2 separate regions of the Mus musculus genome follow, and region 2 is linked to region 1. Evidence: chromatin loops called from intact Hi-C (ENCODE). Cell type or tissue: heart. All regions are shown on one strand.

What was found. A loop is a pair of places that touch in the nucleus more often than their neighbours do. Peaks named below come from ENCODE experiments on the same cell type or tissue, not always from the same donor. Only the 100,000 strongest peaks of a DNase experiment are listed, where the experiment ranks them.
Region 2: it touches region 1 in a loop (3-fold over the local background); 2 of 42 quality-filtered maps call a loop at or near these places.

The regions. Positions count from the first base shown.
Region 1 is chr13:44,057,998-44,065,997 of GRCm38, forward strand. No RefSeq gene overlaps it. Among named protein-coding and RNA genes, the nearest start is that of Gm33489, 17 kb to the left of the region's middle. In heart, a CTCF peak has its summit at 3,401; DNase peaks (open chromatin) are centred at 384, 4,094 and 7,924; H3K4me3 peaks cover 454 bases; H3K27ac peaks cover 6,760 bases.
Region 2 is chr13:43,987,714-43,995,713 of GRCm38, forward strand. No RefSeq gene overlaps it. Among named protein-coding and RNA genes, the nearest start is that of Gm2233, 43 kb to the left of the region's middle. In heart, no CTCF peak of the experiment used is centred here; DNase peaks (open chromatin) are centred at 3,218 and 4,278; H3K27ac peaks cover 1,589 bases.

The DNA.
Region 1 (8,000 bases):
TGGTTGTGAACCACCATGTGGTTGCTGGGATTTGAACTCAGGACCTTCAGAAGAGCAGTCAGTGCTCTTACCCACTGAGCCATCTCTCCAGCCCCCTGTACCAGTTTATTTACTCACCCATGAGTTACAAACACACAGTTCAGACTGTGGATCTGCCCCTGCGGTCCGTTTCTGTTCCTGCCTGCATTTCTAGGCTCAACCAGGGCCGTACAATTGACACCTTTCAGATGCCAATGTTCTTAAGCCATCCAACACTTGACTTCTTTGCCTCAAAGCCTGAGAGGTCCAAGCATGGCTATCACACAGACCTAAGACAGAACTCATGAAGGTCAAAGACACAGGCAGGGTTCACTGTTCTGTGGCATGAGGATGGCAGCTTTCAGATTTGGGTCAGAGGGGAATGCAAGGCAGAAGTGACAAGGAGAAGACCATATTCAACTGCCAGGGCCAAGTACTTTCTATTAGGTGGCTTCGAAAAGCAGACATTTGTTATCACACTGTTCTAAATCTGGAGCTCCTAGCACAGGACATTGGGGGAACCCTGCTCCCTTTTAGGCACTAGGAAGAGATCTATTTTAAGCTTCTCTCCTGCCTTCTGGTAGATCCTTTGCTCATGGTAGCCAGACTCTAACCTTTACACAATGTTCTCCTTATGTGTCTACGTTTCTTTTATTATGAGGATGCTCAGGTCTTACAGGGCGGTAAGCCCACTCTGCTCCAGAATAGAATCACCATGATCAATTCTTAGACCTGTAAAACTCTTTCTAAACACTCACTTACTTTTAATTTGAGAATCTGTGTTCCTTTGTGCGTGTGCAGCGCGCATGGGGAAGGCAGAGGGCAACTTGCTGGAGTTAGTTTCCCCCTCCCACCGTGAAGTCCTGGTGATGGGACTTAGGTGGTAAGGCTTAAGCAAGCACACCCTCCCCTGTTGAACGAGCCCACCAGCCTGCACCTCTGATTTCTAAGCATAGTCTTATTCTGAGGCTTTTGGAGTTAGGAGTTAGACATAGGAATCTGTGTGATGAGCCCACCACCTAGATGACCCAAATATGTTCTTTTACCTGTGAAATAATTTCATACAATGCCAACATCCTTGATATCGCAACAGTCTTAACTATTGAGTTAAGTAACATCAAGAGAATTAATGAGGCACTCCTCTGGGAATTTTTTTAAAGATTTATTATATATATATGAGTGAGTACACACTGTAGCTGTATAGATGGTTGTGAGCCTTCATGTGGTTGTTGGGAACTGAATTTTTTAGGACCTCTGCTCGCTCCTGTCAACTGCGCTCTCTCTGGCCCAAAGATTTATTTATTATTATAATTCCTTAAATGTGCCAGGAAAGGGTGTTAGATTTCATTACAGATGGTTGTGAGCCACCATGTGGTTGCTGGGATTTGAACTCAGGACCTTCAGGAGCAGTCAGTGCTCTTACCCTCGAAACCATCTCACCAGCCTGCCCTTGGGAATGTTTCTGAGAGCATTTCCAGAGTGCACTAAGTGAATGAGGAGACTCACCCTGTGTGGGAGCTGCACCTGCTCACGGGCTGGGCTCCAGGACTGAGTACAGGGGAGAGAGCATGCTGGGTGAGAGCATTTATCTCTCTTTGCTTCCTGGCCTCAGACACAGTGTGATCAGCTGTCTTCTACTGTGGCTTCCGTGCTCTTCCTGCAGATATGGACTACAGCCCTTTAAAGACACCCTCGACTTCCTAGTGTCTCCTCTTGTCTGGTATTTGGTCTCGGTGAGAAGAAAAGACTTGCTAATCATCATTCGTTGTCATTGCTCAGCGTTCCAAGCCCACCCACGTTTGGAAGGGTAAACTGCTTCACTCCAATCCTACTGATATTAAATGCTAATCACACTCAAAACAGTATCTGCAGAACAGTATCTACACAGGTCTTAAACAAACAACTGGGCATGGCAGTTTCATCAAGTCAATATGTAAATCTTTTGACAAACATACTTTGTGACAGTTAACAGAAATGTGTCTAAAATAGAGGAAAACCAGGAAGAGACAAGTGGAAGATATAAGGTAAAGGTTTTTTTTTTTTTTTTTTTTGTCTACTTGTCCTTGGCAGTGTACCCGGGTGACTGACTGACTGATGACTGCACAGGGCTTTGGGTCAGAGGAATGGGTGGGACTTTGTATTGTCAGTCAAGGTAGAGCCATGAATTTTTTCTTGGTGTAGGGCATATGTTATGCTGTGGGTTTGGTTTGTTTCCTAAGGGTTCATGCTGGATGCTTGCATGCAACAATATTAAGAGGTGGTGAGACCTTTAAGAGGTGGGGCTTAGTATAAGAAACTTAGGTCGTGGGGCTGGAGAGATGGCTCAGTGGTTAAGAGCACTGACTGTTCTTCCAAAGGTCCTGAGTTCAATTCCCAGCAACAAGATGGTGGCTCACAACCATCTGCAATGTGATCTGACGCCCTCTTCTGTTATGCGCTCATATACATAAGATAAATAAATAAATAAATCTGAAAGAAAGAAAGAAGGAAGGAAGGAAGGAAGGAAAGAAAGAAAGAAAGAAAGAAAGAAAGAAAGAAAGAAAGAAAGAAAGAAAGAAAGAAGGAAAGAAGGAAAGAAGGAAAGAAACTTAGCTCATTGTGGATGGTGCCTTTGGAAGGGGTTAATATAGTGCTTATGGGTCCCTGATTGTTATGAACAGGGTAAGCATGACCCTCTGTCCCATCCTGAGTTGCCCTCATTTCTTATCACAGTATATGGTAACTGTTCTACATATTTCTGCCACCATGGTACCATTTGCCATGTGAGGCTCTCACCAGAGGCAAGAAGAGCCTGGCAACATGTTATTGAATCTCAAGAGCCATGAGCTGAGTAAACCACTTTCCTTTTTATAGCACCCAGCCTTGGGTTTTTTGTTAGACCAGCATCAAACGATCTCTTGCAGAGAAGCTGCCGAGTGAGCTGTAAGATGGCATGTGGAAGCGGTGCCAGGAGGAGCCTGAGAAGTTCGAGAATAAGTCCTCTTCCCGGTTGCCTCTTAGGTGTGTAGGTATTTTGAGCCAGAGGTCAAAGAGAATCAGCAGACACAAGAAAGGCCCTAAGAACAGGATGTGTGTTTTCCTTCGTGAAGGAATTCATTTATAAAGGAAATTTCCATTTGAGAAGTCTCTCCCACACCAGAAAAGGGAGGAATCCACATGACGTACCTTCCTGAACAACTCTCTTCACCTGCTTGTCCCATTCACCTTCCTACAGCTGCCTTGACTCGGTTTAAAACTGTCTATGTTCTTGTCATTGACTTGTGGGGGGAGGGTTACTTATCTCTGGGTATTTCCATGTCTTAGCACAATGCACATGTTAATAAACTTCTGTTTGTTTTTCCGTTATTAACTTGTGGTTTGTATAGGGCACCATCTGGAGATCTGAGGAATAGCAACAATTCTTTCCCTGCAAGACCTGGAAGACGACTTGCAGATCTTGGGTGGGTACACTGATAGAGGAAGCTAGTCAAGGTCTAATGAGCAAGTCTCACTAAACCAATAGTCAGCCTTACCCTTCTCCCCCCTCCCCATGACTTAAAGAGCCACTTTTGCAAGGATGTCTCTTAGGTGCCTATCTTGCTAGAATCTTCAGCACAAAGGATTAAATCAAGATCTCAATAGATTGCACCCAACCTTGGAAAAGTTCATCAGGGCCAACGCAATCCTTCGCTGGGAGAATGCAATGGATCCACTGAGCACAAAAAAAAAAAAAAAAAAAAAAAAAAAAAAAAAAAAAAAAAAAAAAAAAAAATCTTCCAAGTCACTGGTCTTCTGATTCTCACCTTGCAAATCTGAAAAGAGCGAAATTCATAGACCACAGGGGCACGAATTAGAAAAGATCTGGATCACAGATTTATGGTGGCAGCTTGAGGGAGTAGGCAGAGTTCCCAGAGAACAGGAGTGTGTCCCTGTTAGTCTAAGGGTTTGGATGTCAGGAACTACAGTGGGACATGAGGTAGAGGGTGAGCTGGTCACCTCTTCTCAGTTTGCTGTGTCCTCAGGTCCAGGCAGTATTCATTTAGGGGGAGAGAGATGCTGAGATCAACCTCCCGAGGGCATCCCTGGCCACTGAACAGAACTGCTGACAGAACGGGGGATATTTGTGGCTTTTAGCCAAGGACCAAACTATTTACTCTTGGGTCCGCTTCCTTCCTTGAGGCTGCCTGACAAGTTCCTCTCTGTTCTCATCTCAGGCTGCTAGGAGTTTTCTGGTCTCAGCCCGAGATCCCAGTCACAACACAAAGTGGCAACGTGGAGCTGTTCATTTACTTCTGCACTTAATTTATGCTGGAGGGCATGGAGGGAGAAATCAGGAGGCTGAGAGAGAAGGCTGCGTCCATCCGTCCGTCTGCCTTGTTTCCAAACACAAAGCCCCAGCTGCTGGATGAGGGCGAAGGCAACCTCACTGCACACCTTCCTAAGCAGTTCCTTGGAGCCCACTGCTTGTTCCTATTTCTTAGGGTTTGTCTGACTTTCCCCATTCTATTTTAGCTGCACGGGAAGAAAGAAGAGAGAATGGGTAGCCTATTCAGCATCCCACGGTGCAGAAAACATCTGGCACATCTCTTTCCCTTGTCTGGCTAACACACAATCATCACCTCGCTGCTGCTCAGAGTGTCTGCCTGTCCATTCATGGAGACTGAGGACACAAGCCTACAATAGCCTGAGCCTGGAGCCTCCCATTGACAAAGGATGGGACTCCACACTGTAGGGTATCGGTAGTGGTGATTTCCATTTCAAAACTGCACTTGCCAGACTTGATTTAAACAACATGACTGTCCTCAGAGATGACACTTGGCTGGTTGCTCTTCGAAAGGCTTCCACACACTCTCTGCAGGAACCTGTGAGCACCATTGCCCATTGCTTACTACTGTCACTCAGTTAGTCCAGACGACGGCCACACACAACTTTCTGCAGCAACATCCTGCCAAGCTGTGGAGCAAGAGGACAACCCCAGAGATACCTCTAATAACAAGCCAATCAAATCAAAATGTGCCTTTGTCCACTCCACTGTGATTCCAGTCACCCTTTCTTCCCAGATATCTCTTTTTAATCTAATTACATACAATACTTTTCACTTTAGAAAAAAAAACCATGTTAACTTCTGTCGTTAACAATCCTGTTCTCCGTTTACCTGTGAGCAGGCAACCAAGTTTTCTCCTCATGTAAATGCCACAGCGGTTTGCTTTCTGTGTACAAACTAGCATATATGTGTGGGGTTTTTTTCTATCTCCCTCAAGGTCAAAAGATTACTATCTATAGACCTTTCCATTCAAGCTTTTTATCCTCAGCTAAGAATCGTACAACCTGTCTTCTTGCACGCACCCGAGGAAAGCCAGTTCTAATCACCATGGAAGAGGAGCCATCCTGCTTATACTAGGCACTGTGAAAATGCCACTATTCGCAAATGTTTCATCCGCTTGGCAAATATACAATGCAGCACAGAGAGATTCACCGCAGAGGCAAAGGACTCTGGGGGTGGGGGTGGGGCAGAAATGGAATGTGCTGAGCTGCTAGACAGTCCCTGTTCTACCACCGACCTTCGATGTCTGGGTGACTGTAAGGACTGGGATCTGCCTTTGCCTTTGTACAGAAAGGTGTCTCAGACCTGATTCAGACCTTCATTTACCGATGGGATAACTGAGTTGGAGAAGCAGAGAAATGGAGCAACCATGGTAGTGGCCAGGAAGTGGCTATGTGATCATGCTGCCAAGAGCAAAAATCCTAAAGAATGACTTTATAAGCCAGGTACAGTGAGTGATGCACACCTTTAATCCCCGTGCATGGGAGGCAGAGGCAGGTGCATCTCTGAGAGTCTGAGTCCGTCCTGATCAACATAGTAAGTTAAAGGCCTAGTCTCAAAAAAAAAAAAAAAAAAAAAAACCAAAAAACAGAAAACAGAAAACAAAAAACAAACAAACAAAAAACCCAAAAAACAAACAAACAAAACACCCAACAAAACCAAAAGAAGATGCTACATGAGCATCAGACTCCTGAGCCAATATGCTGCTAAGGAATTGGAATTCCTTCAGGAACCTCATGCTGGAAGAGAGAAAGGACAGTGTCCTGGTATTATCCAGAGTGTGAATTAGATCACACTCACTTCTGCTAACTTACAAAAGCATCTTGCAGGATACACTGGAGCTGAGTGGCTGATGGGTGGGGCCACATTGGACTGCTTAGTTATGCATGCCTCTTGCCTTCTATTTCAGCCTAAACCTCCAGTCAGAACTTCCGAATATGGGCTGCAGGCGTGGGGGTGGGGAGGTGTCACTAGACATCTTTATCTGTCCCTTCTTCTCATGTGGTTGTGCTCAATTGATCCCCTTTCTCTGCTTCTCTTTACTTCTTGTCTCTTCAATTGCCCCCCCCCCTCCAGGTTGGGTTGGTGCACCTAGATGTCGGGGTGCATGCTTTGACCCTAAAAGCATTGATAGCAATTGGAACCCAAGTGTGCTGATGCTGATTGAAACAGAATCTGAGTTAGCGTGGGTAATAAGGACCACCAGCCACCGCAGTTCAGCAGCTGAGGTGTAGTTGAATCTTATCATCCGTCATGACTGGTGGCTACTTCCTACCTCTCTCTCTCTGTCTCTCCTGTCTCTCTCTCTTTGTCTCTGTCTCTCTCTGTCTCTCTCTGTCACACACACACACACACACACACACACACACACACACACACATTTCCAAAACCGACATTTGCTTTGAAGGTTGGCCTATACCTAGGCCAAACATAAAGAAGTGTCTAGAAACCAGCACCCCCTTCTCTGCAGCCCCTGTCAAGCTCTTTCTGGGTTCAACCATAGCTCAGGAACAGACATTACCTCATGTCTCAGCACCCCATCTCTGGGCAGGCTCCCCCTTGCCCTCTCTCTATGCTCTTCTCAGGGAGAGAAGAAGGGGTGCCATGTTGGCATGCTGAGAGGAGTGACTTTTTTTTTACTCAAAGGCAGAAAAAAATTACATTTAGTTGAAGGGTAAAGACAAAGTCAAGAAGATGCGTGTGAGCCCATTTCTTGCTTCTTTCTTCAGACGAAGCTTTGCCTTTCTTTTCTAGCTTTGGATGAATGAAGTTGTCACAGTCAGGTCGCTTTCAATAGGGTCTCAGAAAAAACGCCTTTGCCACCCTAACTAACCTCATTTGGCCAGGGCACACATTTAGACGTCTTTCTCCAATTTCTTTATTCTACACATATCTTCCCCTAAATATTCCCATTCTTGCCTCCCGGTGGTATGGACCATTCTTTATAAAGATTATGGCTTCTTAGCCCAGCTCTGTATTTGCCCCCAATCTCTTACTGCCACAGAGCAATGGTACATGTGAAGGGGACAAGAGACAGCTAAGACCTGGTAGACCTGTTATAGGAAGAGAACTTTGGCGGAAACAAATTGCTGTTTAGTTAAATGTAAGTTGCTTCCTAGAGTTCACCTGCTATATATACATGTTTAAAAGAAAATACTCTTTTTTTTCTCTCTTAATGAATTATGCTGCCACCCCTAAAATTGTCTTTGACAGGTGACAGTTGGCCAGTTTCTTTTCCTTCGCTGCCTAGCATCACAGGGTGAAATGTCTTCATCACCTGGAAGCTGTGTGCCAGTGTGGCCAGGTCACAGGCTTCCTTGGTTTTCCACTGTAACTATTGCAACCGTCCCGCATTCTGGTTCCTAAGACCTTCTTCAGGAAACCACACCAGTGACCTTCAGAAGGCCAGAACTCTTCACCCTGAATGTTTGAGCCTTCCCTCTCTCTTAACGCCTGGCTTTCTGCCAGCTGAAAGCAGAAGGCCGTTAGAGATTCTAATCTCCCGGTACAAAGTCTCTTTGGCATCGACAGTCAGATGTCACCTGGGGTCACCGTGGCCTATTTGAGGTGCAGAGTTCTGGGTAGTTTCAGTTGTGCTTGCAGCCGATTCAGAGAGCAAAAGCCGAAGTCTAACAGGAAGGTTGGTTGTCTGAAGTGTGCTAAAAATACTTTGACGTTT
Region 2 (8,000 bases), 70 kb before region 1:
GAATGCCTTCCCCCCACCAATACACAGAAGAGCTTATAACCTGTTACAGAAAGCACAGGCATTATAAAGAAGCACAGGCACCAAGGGCTGGGACACTGAGGGACGGGAACATTCCCAGCTGCATCTATGTCTGCAAACGGGGCTTCCTTATGGGTTATGAGAAACAATAGGGTGGTGACCTGAGGGGCACCTGAGAGGCACCATTCATTCCTGTAGGTTTTTCTAGCCCGAAAGGCAGGGACCTGTTCAAGTTCAACCTCCTGGAATGGGTAAAGGACCCCACAAGCCGTCAAAAAAAATGTGAAATGACTGTCTGCTAGCCTGCTTCCCTGTTTTCAGCCTTCCCCCAATCCCACTTCCATGGTGTTTCTGTTTGCGGTTGGACAACCCAAGTCTTGATCTCAGGCTCCTGTGTCTATCCAAGGCTTTGTCTGCAGGCAGCAAGGCCTGTGACAACACAGAAGGGTTTGGGTAACCTGGTGGAGATTAGATGTGATTCTTGGGCTGGGATGGACTGCCTCCTACACATCATGCTTGTGTGAGAGCCATGCAGCACAAGGTCCATGCAGTGGGTGTTCCCTGTGGCTGCTGTAAGAAAGGAGTCAGTCCAACACATGGCTCTTGAGGAACAAGATAGGTTCTCTTACAGTTCTGGAGGCTAGGAATCCAGGCTGAAGGTGTCAGGGGCTAGGGTGGAAGGCATATTGACCGTCTCTGATGGCAGGAAGGATCCTCCCTTGTCTCCTTCAGCCTCTGATGGCTCCCCAGGGTTTCCACGGTTGTGGCAGCATCTCTCCAATCTTTGTCTCCATCTTCCCGTTCCTAACTCATCTTTGCCTCTCCCATGAGTCTCACAACACTGTCTTTATCTCATGACACAGAACCAGTGACCACGGCTGCCTTCTCCTTAAGATTCTATAGTTTCCTTGCACCTGCAACAATTCTGTCTCCAAATAAGACCATGTTCTCAGGTGTCAGGGCTGGTGGTCTGGGGAAATAACTCAGTTGGTAGAGGGCTTGCCTGAAGTGCACAAAGCTCTGAGTTGGGTCTTGAATACCACAGAAGACCAGGGGAGATAGCACATACCTTTAATCCCAACTCTAGTGTACTAGCTAGTTTTGTGTCAACTTGACACAGCTGGAGTTATCACTGAGAAAGGAGCTTTAGCTGGGGAAGTGCCTCCATGAAATCCAACTGTGGGGCATTTTCTCAATTCGTGATCAAGGGTGGAGGGCCCCTTGTGGGTGGTACCATCTCTGGTCTGGTAGTCTTGGGTTCTATAAGAAAACAAGCTGAGCAAGCCAGTGGAAGCAAGCCAGTAAGCAGCATTCCCCCATGGCCTCTGCATCAGCTCCTGCTTCCTGACCTGCTTGAGTTCCAGTCCTTACTTCTTTCAGTGATGAACAGCGATGTGGAAATGTAAGTTGAATAAACCCTTTCCTCCCCAGCTGCTTCTTGGTCATAATGTTTGTGCAGGAATAGAAACCGTGACTAAGACACCTAGGGAGTGGAGATAAGAGGACCAGAAGTTCAAGGTTACCCTCTTTCCACTGGCCATCTGGAGAGAGATCCATGCTTCTGGGAGTAGACAGACTAATACATAGGCCGTCGTGACAATTAAATGAGCGTAATTCTTTCCCAGACCAATGCCTGTCATAGGCTTGACCTTATCTAGTGACAAGATATTAGTGCTTGAATATTGTGTTCTTTTTGGAAGAGTGCAAGGACATACAATTCATCCAAAGGAAGAGAAAAACTGGTGTTACAGACTGGCTTCTTTTCCCTCAAATATTTTGAGCTTGGAAATCTTAACCTCAAATATAGCATTCAATGCATCAAGTACTTCAGAATATGACACGCCATGTATATGTGTATGTGTATGTATTCACACACACACACACACACACATACACACATTACCTGAGGATGCGACACACATTACATACAAAACCTTAGAATGTAACATCTAGTAAATACAGTACTTCTGAATATGAATGTATTTGTCAGCTTTAGAACTGTGACCATATGATAAAATACCGGAGATACTAACCTGGGGCTAAGGTTTATTTGGGGCTACGGTTTCAGAGGTTTCAGTCCATGGCTGACTGGCTCCCTTGCCTTTGGGCCTGTCAAGGAAGAAGCAAACATCAAAGGATAGAGCACATGGTGCAGCAAAGTTGCTCACTTCTCGGCAGCCCGGAAGCAGCAGTGATGGGGGGGGTGGAGAGTGGCGGCCATGGTTCTGGGCTTTTCATATGGTCAGTCCATCAGGTCCCCAAGCTGTCTCTTCTTTGTGCCTCTGTTTATATCTATTGAATCGGTAGTGTTCAGTAAATATCGTTCTGCCTTTGTAAAACCCCGCAGAAGAGTCATTTTATTCCATATGACAGTTGGGAGAAACAACACTGAGAGAGGATAAATCATTTGTCCTTGTCACATTTGTCACTGGGCCGTTGGTCAGCCAGGTGGTAAAGGCAGGAGTGGAGAGTCATTCTTCCTGCTTGCTGAGAGTCTTATTTATCCAGTTACTCTTGCTCGAGCCTCTCTCTCCTATCAGCCAAGGGTCAACGCTCATTGCACTGTTTTTACTAACAAGATTTGACAGTGTACACTTAAAATGTGTCCAGTCAGTTAATACTCATTGAATTCCTGCAATATGCTAGACACCCTGCTGGTATGGAGGCACAGAGCCACTCAGAAAGCCAAAGGGCCAGGAAGCCAGGTGATGTTGTTCTATCCCACGGATCACCTCTCTTGGTGGTGCCATCCCATGTAAGGTGTGATCTAAACAGAATAAGGCCAAGGGACTCTAAGCCTTTATATTCCAGTTCCTGTACCCTCAGAGTCACAGGGGAATCCAGGAAAACATTTCACTTGGCTATGGATGAAATAGATTTCCCCAGTGGCCGGGAAGGAGGTCAAGAAACCTGGCTTGCATCGGCAGCTCTGTCACTGAGCAAGCTGTCTGATGCTCTGGGCTTTGATTTACCCATCTGCCTTAAGCAGAGGACCACATCTCTGTGTTACCTTCTCACTTTTAACACTTCATCAATTCAACTCCATTCGACCCCTCAAACGGAATGCACCCCGAGGCCGAGAGCGTGGGGTGTTGGCATGGTTTTTCTCAGGCTGCACCATGGCTCTCCTGTGACAGGGCTGGCTAATCAATTCTCCCAGCTCACGTGCCGCTGACGGATGGGTCATTTGGAGAAGCTGTGCCTTGTTAGTGAGGCTGAGTGCTGCAAGAGACATGGCTGCCTCCCAAATCTGACGTATGCTGAGTTACCAGCTTACACGTTTCCCTGGGAAGGCAAAACACACGTCAAGAAACTGCAAATTGAATTCTCTCCCTCCGTGCAGAGGATCTGCTTGTGTTTTTATAAAGAGTAAAATCAGAAGTAGATGCACCACATTTCCTTTTGCGGAATCTGTATTTTTAGAATGATTACTTGAGCATGAGACACAGATACGGTTTTTAAAACACACGCCAGTTGGTGCCGTGTGTTTAAGAGGCAGGCCAGGTAGGAACGTCTTGTTTTTGTTGCTTTGTTTTCCAAGGAGCGTCTAAATTCCTCTTTGTAATTTGCCGACTGCAAATGGCTGTGCCCGTTTTGTGCCAAGTATATGAATTATACCGTGGCTCATCCTTGAACAGTGTCCTTGCTGTACCTTCTGCTGTACCCACTTTGTGAATGGGCAGCTGGAGTTCAGGTGAATTATGTCATTGATACAGTCATTTGAATAGACATTTGACAGTCATTTGAATTCTAGTTAATTCCACATGTTTATGCTATCTCTACCCCATATAATACCTGGAAGAGGAAACTGGATTGATCATTCAGATAGCATAAAACATGCCAGGAATTAGCAAAAGGGGGCTTCTCTCTTCTTCCCAGAATGCAGGAGAGGGCTCTGAGCAGATCTCTTCACAATGCCATACAAGCCTTAGAAAAAGGTACTCCCTCCCCTGACGCCCTTACCTAGCTGCTGGGCTGCAGACACCGCTGTAAGAAGCAAACTTCACATGGCAGCCTGTCAGCGGCTGTGGGCAAACACTGGAAGACGACTGCATTATTTATGATCATTATTTATTTTCTGGTGTTCAAATATTTACCTTTCTTTCTTTTCTTTTGCAAACAGTTTAGTGGGCAGTGGGGAAACCCTGCCTCCTGCTAAAGAGGTTGAGCTTTGTTTCCGGAGGCCAAGTCCAGTTAAAGACGCTGACCACGCTTCCCAGAGCTGGGCTGGCCAAAAGCCAGCAAAGAGTACTGCCTCATTCTTGTGACTACATTGCTTCAAAGAATGAGTTGGCTTATCCTGAAGGGATTCTCTTCTAATGAATTGGCTGTCAGTCTGGGCTGCGCCCTTGCCTGGCATCTGTCCCACTGGTTACTCAGACCTTGGTTTGTTTGTTTGTTTTGTTTTGTCTTTTGTCTGCTTCTGTCATCATTGATCTATGATGTTTAGACTTAGGTTAATGTGGTAGTTAACGTTCAACTTGGTTAGATTTAGAATCACTTAGGAGCCATAACTCTGCGTAGGCCTTTAGTGTTTCTCCCAAATGGACTAATGTGGGTGGTGGAGTCCCAAGATGATTAAAAAAAAATCAAGTATGGAGATCTCTGTTCATCTCCATCTACTTCCTGACTGTGGATATGGCGTGACCAGCCACTCCACACTTCCACCATCTTGCCTTTGCTTCCATGATATACTGTATCCCTTCAGATCATGAGCCAAGATCTCTTCAGAAATAAGAATACTTCTCCCTTCAAGTGCTGTTTTTCAGGGATTTGATCACAGGAATAAAAAAAAAAAAGTAATTTCAAGTGGGCTGGATTTGTAACTCAGTTTGTTGAATGTTTATCTAGTATCCATGAAGCCTAGTGTTTGAGCCCTGCATAGTGGTGTATGGTGGCGCACGTCTGTAATCCCAGCACTCTGGAGATAGGGGCAGGAGGGTCAGAAGGTCAAGGTCATCCTTGCCTACACAGTAAGTTCAAGGCCAGTCTGGGATATATGAGATCATGTCTTCTTCTTTAAAGAAGGAAGAAACGGAGAGGAAGAGGAAAAGGAGGAAGAGGAAGGAAGAAAAGGAAAAGGAGGAGAAGGAGAGAAAGAGGAGGGAGAGGAGGAAGAGAAAGAGAAAAAGAAGGAGAAGTAGCAGGAAGAGGAAGAGGAGGAAGAGAAGAAGAAGAGGAGAAGGAGGAGAAGAAGGAGGAGGAGGAGAATAGAAGCAGCTAACATGAGGACTAATATATACTATATCTCTTTTCCAAACAAGATGAAAATACTGAGAAATATTAAAGAAAACCATTTCACAAATGAGAAAAAACTTTAAACTTCAAACAACATTCAAATTCTTCATAGAGCACTGGCCACACACCAGCTCACTCCCTAGTAAGAGTATTGTCTGGGGCATGTGCCAGCAGATGCAGAGTAGTGGACTGAAGTTCAAGAGGCTGAATCACCTGTTACAGGTCTCTTGGAATCTAGCTGCACAGTGTAGCTTGCTGACACTCAGGGCAGTGAGCAGAGGAGCCCTGAGAGAGGCTGGAGAGAGAGCCATGGGAGCCAGCCTCTAGTCCTCTTAGTATTCTAGTTGTGCTAATCCATCCTTCTACCTGTAGCTTATTAGTGACTTAGCATCAGAACACACCGTAGTCTTTACCATGAATAATGGTTTCATATGGTTGGTTGGTTGTTTGGAATAGATATGTTTACTTATGGATAGCAAAATGAACGACGTCGGTCAGGTGACTTGGAGACAACTCAAGCTGAAAGAGGAAAGGGGGCGGGCAAGAGAGGAGAAGAGCCATGGAACTTCCTGGGGGGGGGGGGTGTAGAAAATCAGCTCTTCTGTGAGGGCCAAGTTCTGACCACTGTTAAAAGGATCTTGCAAGCAGCTCAGATCCTGCTTGCTGATGTGTTCTTTCGCTTCTTCTTCCTGGTATAGAAGAGGTCTGGCCTCCTCGGGAAGAGGACCAGAGGTATGTGTTAGCTTCCAGCTCCTATGACAGAATAATTGAGGCCATCGACTTATAAAGAGAAAGGCTTGCTTTAACTGACGATTTTAGAACCTCACTTTATTCTGCTCACCAGTCCTGACCCACATACCTCGTTTCTGCTTGGTTCAGGAGTGTTTGCCAGAGGCCCACATATTCAGGACTGGGTCTTTGGTTCTTGGTCTGGGTTGCTATTGGGAGGTGGTGGAAGCTGGAGGGAAGCCCCAGTCAGGTCGGTAGAGCTCTCCTCTGATGAGGATATTGAGGCCCCAGGCATCTTCTCATCTTCCAGGTCATCACTATGGAGCAGCTCTATTCCACCACACTCTTTCTACCATAGTTTGTCTTCTCTTTCTCCCCCCCTCCCCTCCCCCTCCTCCTCTCTGTCCCTCCCCCCCCTCTCCCCCTCTCTCCCCTTCCCTCTCCCCCTCTCTCTCCTTCCCTCTCCCCCTCTCTTGCTCCCTCCCTCTTCCCTCTCCATACCCCTGCCCCGCCCCCAGCTTCCACAGTGCACATCCAGTATAAATACACTAAACCAAAGGATGGCTTGGGTCCCAGACACAACATGAGAGTTTTACAGCAGAGAAACAGCCCCACTATGTGAACCATTGGTTCTAAGTCTTTCTCTGACTCTCTGTCTCTCTACCTTTCTTTTCTCTTTTGTCTTGCCCAGGTCTCCATTGTAGCATGTATCCCTTTTGTTCCACTTTGGGATCTTTCTTGAGTGACCGATTTCCACAGAAGCTGGAAGCCCTCTTGATGAACATGCCCTCCAGGTGCTGTAGGGCACTCCCAACATGCCTGTTAATTAGCCCACAACACCATCTGTCATAGATGATGCTTAATTAGAAAATGAACATTTAAAAAGGAGACATCAGATGTGACGGGAGGTGGGAGGGCAAACTGAGAGATGAGTTCTTTGGATGAATTCAGGAACTGTGGGCCCTCCCCTCAGGAACGGGGACTCAGAGCCTCCAGCAAACACTACTCTAGGTCGCAATGCAATGGACCCAGAGAGAAATCTCTTGTCATTGTAGACAGTACAGTGACTGAGAAACTCTGAGGGTAAGGTGTCCCCAGACATTGAGAAAAACAAATTAAATGGGAGAGAAGTAAGGAGAAACATGGAGATGTTACTCACCTTCCAGATAGGCCTTGATTGAGTTTGTTGAGGCTACTTACTAAAGTGTGGGCAAGGGTTAATAATGCTTTAATAACTAAGGAAGAAATGAAGACACAACCAGGTTCTGTGATCTCCCAACATAGTACTCACGGCCCTTCTCATTGCCTTAAGAAAAACATGCAAAGTATACTTACCAGGAAAAAACAAATAAACTATGTTGAGCTTATTTCATATTTTCAAAATTGAAAACAAAAATAAGCTTAGCTTTGGTTTGACACCATTCTGCCTCCCCACAAACCAAGAGAAAGTCTAGTATGATAGCAAAAGCCTGGTTTACCATCTGTGTTAACTTTCTGTCACTGTGACAATACGCCTGAAATATCAGTGTGTGTGTGTGTGTGTGTGTGTGTGTGTGTGTGTGTGTGTGTGTGACAGTTTCCAAAGTTTCAGACCTTGGCTGATTGACTCGATTGCTTTTGGGCCTGAGCATGGCTTAAACACGTGCTTGAGCGAAGCTCCCCACTACGATAGCAGGGAAGCAAAAGAGACAGAGGGAGCCGGGGTCTTGAGACCCATTTCCCAGTGCACCTGCAGTGGCCTGCCTTCTTTCAGGGAATCCCCACCTTTGAAATATTCCGTCATCTTCCAGTGCTGTATCATCAAGATTTCCTGAGTTGCAACATTCCATCCTGGCGGGAAACTGGTTAAAACTTAGGAAATGAAGCTCTCAAAACTCTCAAAAAAGTCCCCGAAACTGACCAAACGTACAAGGCTCCTCTCTCCCTAAGGTTGTATCAGCAGTAAGGACTGTGGAGGAGACTTAGACCAGCCAAGCAGCCTGGAAGACTCTCTTACCTGTGGTGTTGCCTACAAG